2 separate regions of the Homo sapiens genome follow, and region 1 is linked to region 2. A link is a contact called in ENCODE Hi-C or POLR2A ChIA-PET data. All regions are on one chromosome and are shown on one strand. The core of a region is the stretch at or near the end of the contact, and the rest is flanking DNA. Distances in the headings are between cores, read along the strand shown.

Evidence for each region. Hi-C counts contacts between places; a loop is a spot of excess contacts on that map. ChIA-PET counts read pairs that join two places held with the same protein, here RNA polymerase II (POLR2A). Pooled maps may share reads with other maps.
Region 1: a pooled map shows a loop between it and region 2 (13-fold over the local background). The contact joins two enhancer-like sites. A Hi-C loop is called at or near these places in 8 of 37 single-sample maps with no recorded cell type and 8 of 50 pooled maps. POLR2A ChIA-PET finds 5 or more read pairs at or near these places in 1 of 52 experiments (IMR-90).

Annotation. Positions count from the first base shown.
Region 1 is chr2:8,237,165-8,240,943 of GRCh38, forward strand. All of the region lies in intron 7 of LINC00299 (long intergenic non-protein coding RNA 299), which reads right to left. Among named protein-coding and RNA genes, the nearest start is that of LINC00299, 89 kb to the right of the region's middle. Within about 2 kb of position 1,732, at least 4 of the 41 ENCODE cell types and tissues checked have a DNase peak (open chromatin) inside an H3K27ac peak, as active enhancers do.
Region 2 is chr2:7,772,021-7,775,785 of GRCh38, forward strand. No RefSeq gene overlaps it. Among named protein-coding and RNA genes, the nearest start is that of LINC01871, 48 kb to the left of the region's middle. RefSeq lists an enhancer at 1,682-1,731. Within about 2 kb of position 1,576, at least 4 of the 41 ENCODE cell types and tissues checked have a DNase peak (open chromatin) inside an H3K27ac peak, as active enhancers do.

The sequences.
Region 1 (3,779 bases), core at 482-2,981, 470 kb after region 2:
CCCTTGAGCCCCACACCCTCCTGGAATTTTCTACCTCCAGAATCAGGTAAACTGCATCCTCTTCCTCCAGTCTGACTCTTTAGTAACAACTAAAGCTTACCAAGATTTGGCTGCCAAGAAACCTCTGCATTTCTGTGGAGTTTCTTGAAGACCCTACTATCAGCAGAACGCATAGGAATGGGGTTATAATGGTAGACCAACAGGCAGTAGGGCAGATATTTTGGCTAGATGAACTGCCCTCTATTCATTCGTGCTCTCAGCAACCTGCTCCTCCTCCAAGAACTCTGAATACAGCCTCATTTCAGGAGAAACTCATTTTCAGGAGTTTTGCTGCTGTCACAAAAACTACTGTCATCTGAAACATTCATAAATAGATTTGCCTGCAATTAAGCGACATGAAATAAATGGTGAGGCCAATGATACCAAGAGAAGAGAAGATGTCATCTGTTTGTTAGTTTTTTTAAACCAATGAAGCCAAAGCTTTGGAATGCCCAAGTAAAAATTCAGTGTGTGCAGTGGAAGGCAGCATGACCCAGTTCTCAAACTTTCTTTGCTCAAAGTGCCCTAGCATCTCTGTAATTTGTTCACAGTGCCCTTGTGCCAAAAGAAATTTCTAATGGTTCCCCTTATTAAGTACTTCTTCGGTTATAAGCGTGTATGTCCTAGGAAGCTAGAAGCCATTTGAAAAATAAGACACAAATTGAAAGAAAAGAGGCCATTTTTATTTCATTCTAAAATAGTTATTTACTAATAGCTGTATATATCCTTAGGGCCCCACACAACTTCTCAATCCCTGGACTCAGAGTGGACATTGCTACTCTCATTTCCAGTTTCATACTGATTTTTCCACAATAGGGACTTTTTATCTAAGCCACTTCCAAAAATCCAGCTTTGCAAAGGTATGTTATTAAAAGGAATACAGCAGGACCCACTGTTGAGACTGAACCATCTCAACTAGTAGTCCACACACTGCCTGACAGATGTTGAGTAGCACTGTGTTTCCCTAGAAAACTGAAAAATTTTCGATAACCTGCAGGGCTTGTCTGCATTCACTATAGTCCACTGGGCTGCTTCAGAGCAGGACTAAGAAATCACAGAAATCACAGAGCAGGACTGAAAGATCCCTGGGTGGGGCAACTGAAGGCCTGGGTTCAAATCCTGACTGCCTCCAGCAGCTGTGCAACCTAGACCAAGTAGCAAACCTTTCTGGGGTTCAATTTTCTATGTATAGAAGGGAGGTGAGAATCCCTAAAGCACAACTTACTCTAGAATTCTCCCCTATAAAAGGGTAACTCCAAAGTAATCTGCACATATTTTCAAAAAGATACAGAGAAAGTGTGACCATAAAACTATGCTCCAGTTTCCCAAACCAGTCTACAGATCTCCTTAAAACAGAGACATGAGCTGTGACCACGGCAATTCTGATGTGGGTCTGAGATGGGGCCCTAAATGTGTATTTTTTTAAAGTTCCTCCAGATGATTCTGTTGCCTGGATTAATTTGGGAATCATTTCCTACTGACAACACAGCAAAATCGACAGCCTCGTGCTCCAAAGCACCAAGTCAGCAAAAAATGTTTGTGCATATTAAAATCTATCTCATTATTTGCTTTTAATGATACTTCATTATATTCTCTTTTCCCTTTTAATTTGGTTGCATCACTCAAGTGGTGTGTTTGATTCCCAGTTTCTTGTCAGAATAGCCATGATGCCTCACCCTGCCGCCCTAAAGCTCACAGAGACAGGAAAACCAGAGTCCCCAGTGTGGCTGCACCGGGTCTCCAGCTGTCCGTTTGCAAAAGATACAAAAACCGTTTCATTTTCACAATAATTTTTTTTAAAGACTTCCCCAGATATCTACATTTTCTTTGGCAGTTTGACTTCGATGACACAAAAGTTCAGGGTCAACTTTCCAAAAAATAATGAGGAAAGAGCCAGCCAGCTGCTCAGTTGTGTCCTCACTTTCAATGCTGATTGCTGCAAAAGTACACATGAAATTCTGATGCAGACAAATTGTTCCTTTCTCACTGAACTCAGCTAGAAGGCTGGAAGGGACATTTGGAAAGATGGTCATTCATGGGACTTATTTTTTAAAACATGAAAAAGAAGAGAATTTTAAAGCAACATCCACAGAGTCGAAGTTTAGCTTCACCAACAATTATTTCCTCTTCAGTGAGAGTTAGTGGCCAGTTACAAAGTTCAATGTTTGGGTTTGGGTTTGAGGGATATTTTTTCCCCCACTACTGAGACAAAGCCGTAATCCATGAAATATAGCAGATATCTCATGGACCTAGTTCTGCATGCTTGCAAACATTTGAAATTGCACTTGCGGTACATAAAAGATTTATAATGATCTTACCCACAAATATAAATTCTGTCCCACACAGGATAGAAAGACCTAGAAGCAGAAGCAGTGAACAGCTGAATGTGAGCAGAGTCATAAATTCAGAACACTTACAGCTTTGTAACAACCCTATCATAAATGTGGCTGATTTCAATTTAATTTATAGGACTTTGCAGCCGGGTCCAAGAATGTCTTTTGAAAACTAAGAAGTTAGAAGCAATAACATATAGTTTCTATAGTTTCAGTTTCCAAGAAAATGTCCATGGTCTTCAGGTGGCTCTGATGAGACAACATCCAGGCCATCCTTGATTATGCAAAATGACTTGGGGGAAATCCCTAAATTCATTGCAGCAAAATGCAGGCGTCAAAAGAAGGCTCAGAACACATACTAATGTCAAACCGCGGTGCACATAACAAAGGCTTGGCAGTGGGTTTCCAGGGAAACCATCCGGTAGAGTAGGAAAACCCCAATCTTTTGTAAGACAGATCAATCTGCATTCAAAACCCAGTCTCTCCTCCTTAGCTGAGTAATGATCACATGAGGAGCTGAAGTCCTCTGAAGCTCAGTTTCTCAATTTGGAATAAGGTATTTACTGAGCATTCTTTGCTAAGCACTATGCTAAATGTTTGCTTATATCATCCATCTCAGCTATACTACAACTTCATGGTGCTTTTTAAATCCCACTTTACACATGAGACAACTGAGGCACCCAGAGATGAGCCCTTTTCCTAGATCTGACCTTCTTTTTTTTTTCTGAGACAGAGTCTCGCTCTGTCACCCAGGCAGGAGTGCAATGACGCCATCTCGGCTCACTCCGACCTCCGCTTCCCAGGTTCAAGTGATCCTCCTGCCTCAGCCTCCCAAGTAACTGGGACTACAGGCATAGCCCAGCTATTTTTTTGTATTTTTAGTAGAGATGTGGTTTCACCATGTTAACCAGGATGGTCTCGATTGCCTGACCTCATGATCCACCTGCCTCGGGCTCCCAAAGTGCTGGGATTATAGGCATGAGCCACCGTGCCTGGCCCTTACCTTCTATACATGGAGAAAAGATTTGTACGTAGGCAGTCTGACTTCAAAGTTCTTGTCATGACCATTATACTAAAGTCCTTCACTCTAAAATGCAAGTACCTGGCCGGATGCAGTGGCTCACCCCTGTAATCCCAGCAATTTGGAAGGCCAACGTGGTAGATTACCTGAAGTTAGGAGTTCGAGACTAGCCTGGCCAACATGGCAAAACCCCATCTGTAATGAAAAATACAAAAAAATCAGCGAGACATGGTGGCACACACCTGTAGTCCCAGCTACTCCGGAGGCTGAGGCAGGAGAATCACTTGAACTCATGAGGTGGAGGTTGCAGTGAGCTGAGATCACACCACTGCACTCCAGCCTGGGCAACAGAGTGAGTCTTCCTCTCAAAACTCAATACGTAAATA
Region 2 (3,765 bases), core at 326-2,825:
GGTGCTCTCACCAATGCCACACCTGGAGAGGAGGAGGGCAAAGCAGATGTCGTCCGGGTGATTTTCAGCCCTGGGCCCTTCCCCGTTCACACCTCAGGCTTCTCAGCATGTATTGCTTTGCCATGCTTTCCTCAGCTTACAGTAATAACTCCTTTTGCCTGCCACCCACACTGACATGAGCCCCCACTTAGAGATGGCTTCGTGAATATTTCAAATTTTATCAGGTGCTTTAATTAAATCATTGACATTTATGTCAGAGAGTACAAGACTGAAGTTCACTGAGGGTGGTCGTCTTGCCCAGGGTCATCGAACTGGAACTGGCACAGCCAGGATTTGCACCTAAACCTGTTGGACTCCAAGGCCCATGTTCTCTCTACTTAGAGGATAACAGCCAAGACTTCTGATTTCCTACCAGTTTCAGAAAATATGGAGCTCCCACAGCATAGGAATTCTCTCCATAACAGAATGTTATGGCTAAAAGCATGACCCATCTAAAATTCAACTTCGAGTATTTATTTAACAAATAACTACAGTACTTCATTAACTACTATAGCAGATATTTAATAAACAACGTTGTAATATGTGCCATTCAAAGCACTTTACATATATTGAAGCTTTTTGTCTTCCTAAAAACGACATAAAGTAGGAACTATCATTTTTCCATTTTACTGATGACAATACTGAGGCTCAGAGACATCCAATAGATTACCTAGAATTACATGGCTGGTAGGTGGAAGAACTGGTATTCAAATCCAGGCAGCCTGGCTCTACACTCTTGGCTTTTAATCGCTAAGCCATACTCCCCTCTCTAGTTTTGTAGAAATCTTAATAGAATGGAGTATGCATGTCTTTGCCTTCTCAAATTGAGAATAGTGAACCTAGTTGAGCCTTCTGCTTATAATTCAAGGTGACCCACATGAATTTGGAACATTACATCCACTACAGCATGCCTAATACTACCCTCAGACATTTTAGATTGCAAGAGTAAATTTCCCCCAAGACTGGCCCCAGATTGCTGTTCTTATGAAGTTCTTTCCAATTTTTAAAGCTCTTCTATTTATTTCTTCTGCTATCTTCCCTCAGCGACTATGGCTATCTATATATATTATTCATGACCTTGCTTTAAAAGGAATTATCTGGTTCTGTGTCTCTGCAAGATTATCTTGCCTTCTAACACAGCAAAACACATCAGCTTTATGACAGCAATACTTTCTCAAAATTTTTTTCTAGACCCAGTGGCATGTCCCAGCTTGATGTGGCTCCATAAGTGTGTGATATTGTTTAAGATTCTGCTCAAATGGACTCCCTGATTCTGAACCTTGGGAAGGAAGGGTATCAGCAGCATCGGAAGGGAGGCTCTCTGGAGTTTTTCTATGGAGGAAGTCGCCACACACACAAATGCCGCATTGTCAACTCTCTAGAACACAGTCATCTCACAACTGTGGAATGTCCCTCCTTGCCAAACCCTCAGGACGACAGCAGTTGAAACTTTCATATACGGAGGAGTGGAGGCTCCTACGGAAGAAAAGAGGAAGAGCCAGTGCTTGATGCAGGCTTTTGACACTTCAAGTTGGGCAATGTTTTTGGTTTCAGCAAAGTTGCTAAAAACCACAATTCCCAAGGTTGGCCTGAACTTTGATTCAGAGCTTGAATTGCTAAGAAAGGTGGGGCTGGCCACAGGTTTCACTTGGCAGCAGCTCGCTTCTTCCCTGTGGGCGGCTACCCCTGCTGTCCTTTTCCATGCGGAGTTCCTGGCCATGGGTCCATGGTCAGTAGGTGCTTCTCTCTTACACCCTGGGTCACAGCACAGCAGTGGCTCTCAAGGCGGGCCCCCCTGGCCAGCCACAGCAGCATCACCTAGAATCTGTTAGAAATGCAAATTCCCTACTGAATCAGAAACTCTGGTGCTGGGGCCCAGCAAGCTGTGTTTTAACAAGTGCCAAAGGTGATCTGAAGCACCTGCAAGTCTGAGAACCATGACAATAGAAGAAAAGGAAATGCAGACAAATGAGAAGAAAAAAGTGAATTTAGAAATAAAGGGAAGATTCAAGCCCAGTGAGTGACCCCTGTCATCAGAGGGGTGTGGCAGGTGGCCCTACAAGAGCTTCACAGCGCAAGTCAACTTCCCATGAGCCCAGACAGGTCTACAGATGTGGCTCTCCAGACTCTATGTTGAGAGGAATGTTGAGGCCATACCTCAGAAGGAAATCACACAGAGACAAATAAGCAAGGCTGTGTGGGCCAGGAGGAGCAGGGGACAACCTGCCAATTTGCCCCTAAGGGCGAGAAATTGAAACTGGGGTTAGAGAGTTAGACAAGCACCTTGGATAGAGCCCTATAGTGTTTTTTGTTTTTGTTTGTTTGTTTGTTTGTTTTTTTACTGAGCAGGTCTTACTATGGTAACACCTGGTCATAAAATTCTAAAATCATTTGTTTAGAAAAGGATATGGCAATTCACTGAGCCCAGTTCCCCAGCCATGGTCTCCAGCACACTTCCACTAAGAAGCCCCTAGCAATGGAAGGTCAGCTGTCTCTAAAAGCTGTGCATTCTATCTTTGGAGAAATGTGGACCTGAAACGTTTCTGCAGACATCCTGGCCCTCCCTGAAAGTTTTACCCTATGAGGGACTCAACAGAGGTGATTTGACATTAGGACACTCTGATGCACACATGCACACAGTAGTTCTCAGAAATGTGACTTTCTTTCTTTCTTTCTTTATGACAGTCCTTCCTCTAGGGTGCTGGGCATGCCTTCGTTTCTCTATTCTGTGAGTACTTGTGCTCATGGGGCCTGCGCTGGGTGCTGAAGAGACATTGCTCAGGTGAGCAAAACAATCAGGGGCCTGCCTTCTGGAAATTGAATCTAATAGGAGCATCAGATATTAAACAGCTAGAAAAATACATATTAAATTTTCAGTGTGACAAGTATATAAAATAAAAAATTCCACAAGAAATCTTATCAAGTTCCTTTCCATGAAAAGAACGAACTTGAATTGTTATTGTCTGTCTTGCGTTGAGTCTTTGGACTCATTGTTAATTGATCCAATGTCATTTTAGCCAGCTCTTAACCTCCACACTTTTTCTTCCTTCATAGGAAAATTCCACTGCCACAAAAAGTACAAGGAAATATGCTATGCAATCCTACCTTTATGAAATTTACAATCTAGTATAGGAGATGAACTTAAAATAATTGTAAGGAAGCTGTGAACCATTTCTGCAATACATGTTTAAGCGTGGAAGGGAGAGTTGCGAAGAAGGCATTAACAGCAACTCACGGAAAGCTTCAGTGGGAAGGTGGGATGTGAGCTGAGTCTTTTAGGATGAGCAAAATGTGAAAGGTAAGCAAAACAGAGCAGCCTCTGCTGTGTGTGGCGGGGTGGGGGGGTTGTGGGGGGAAGGAGGGGAGGGAGGGGAGAGAGAGAGAGAGAGAGGTTTCTATCTTAATAATAGAGATGTTATAGTGAAAATGGCACACAAAATGCACCAACAAGATCTGTTTTTTTTTTTTAGGCCCTTCAACTATTTTTTTAGGCCCTTCTTGCTTGTATTTTATGATTTACAAATTTTCATACTTTTGTAATCAGGAAAAATAAATATGATATCAAACTTAAAGTTAAAAAATGCATCCAAAGGCACTGACGTACGCCAGGCAGGCAACTTCATTCTCCCATGTGTCCAACACAGAACTCACAAGACTCTTGGCTGGATGTCCTCTTTTCAGGAAAGAAGGTTCATTTTTAGAGATAATTACACACTGTGTAAGCAT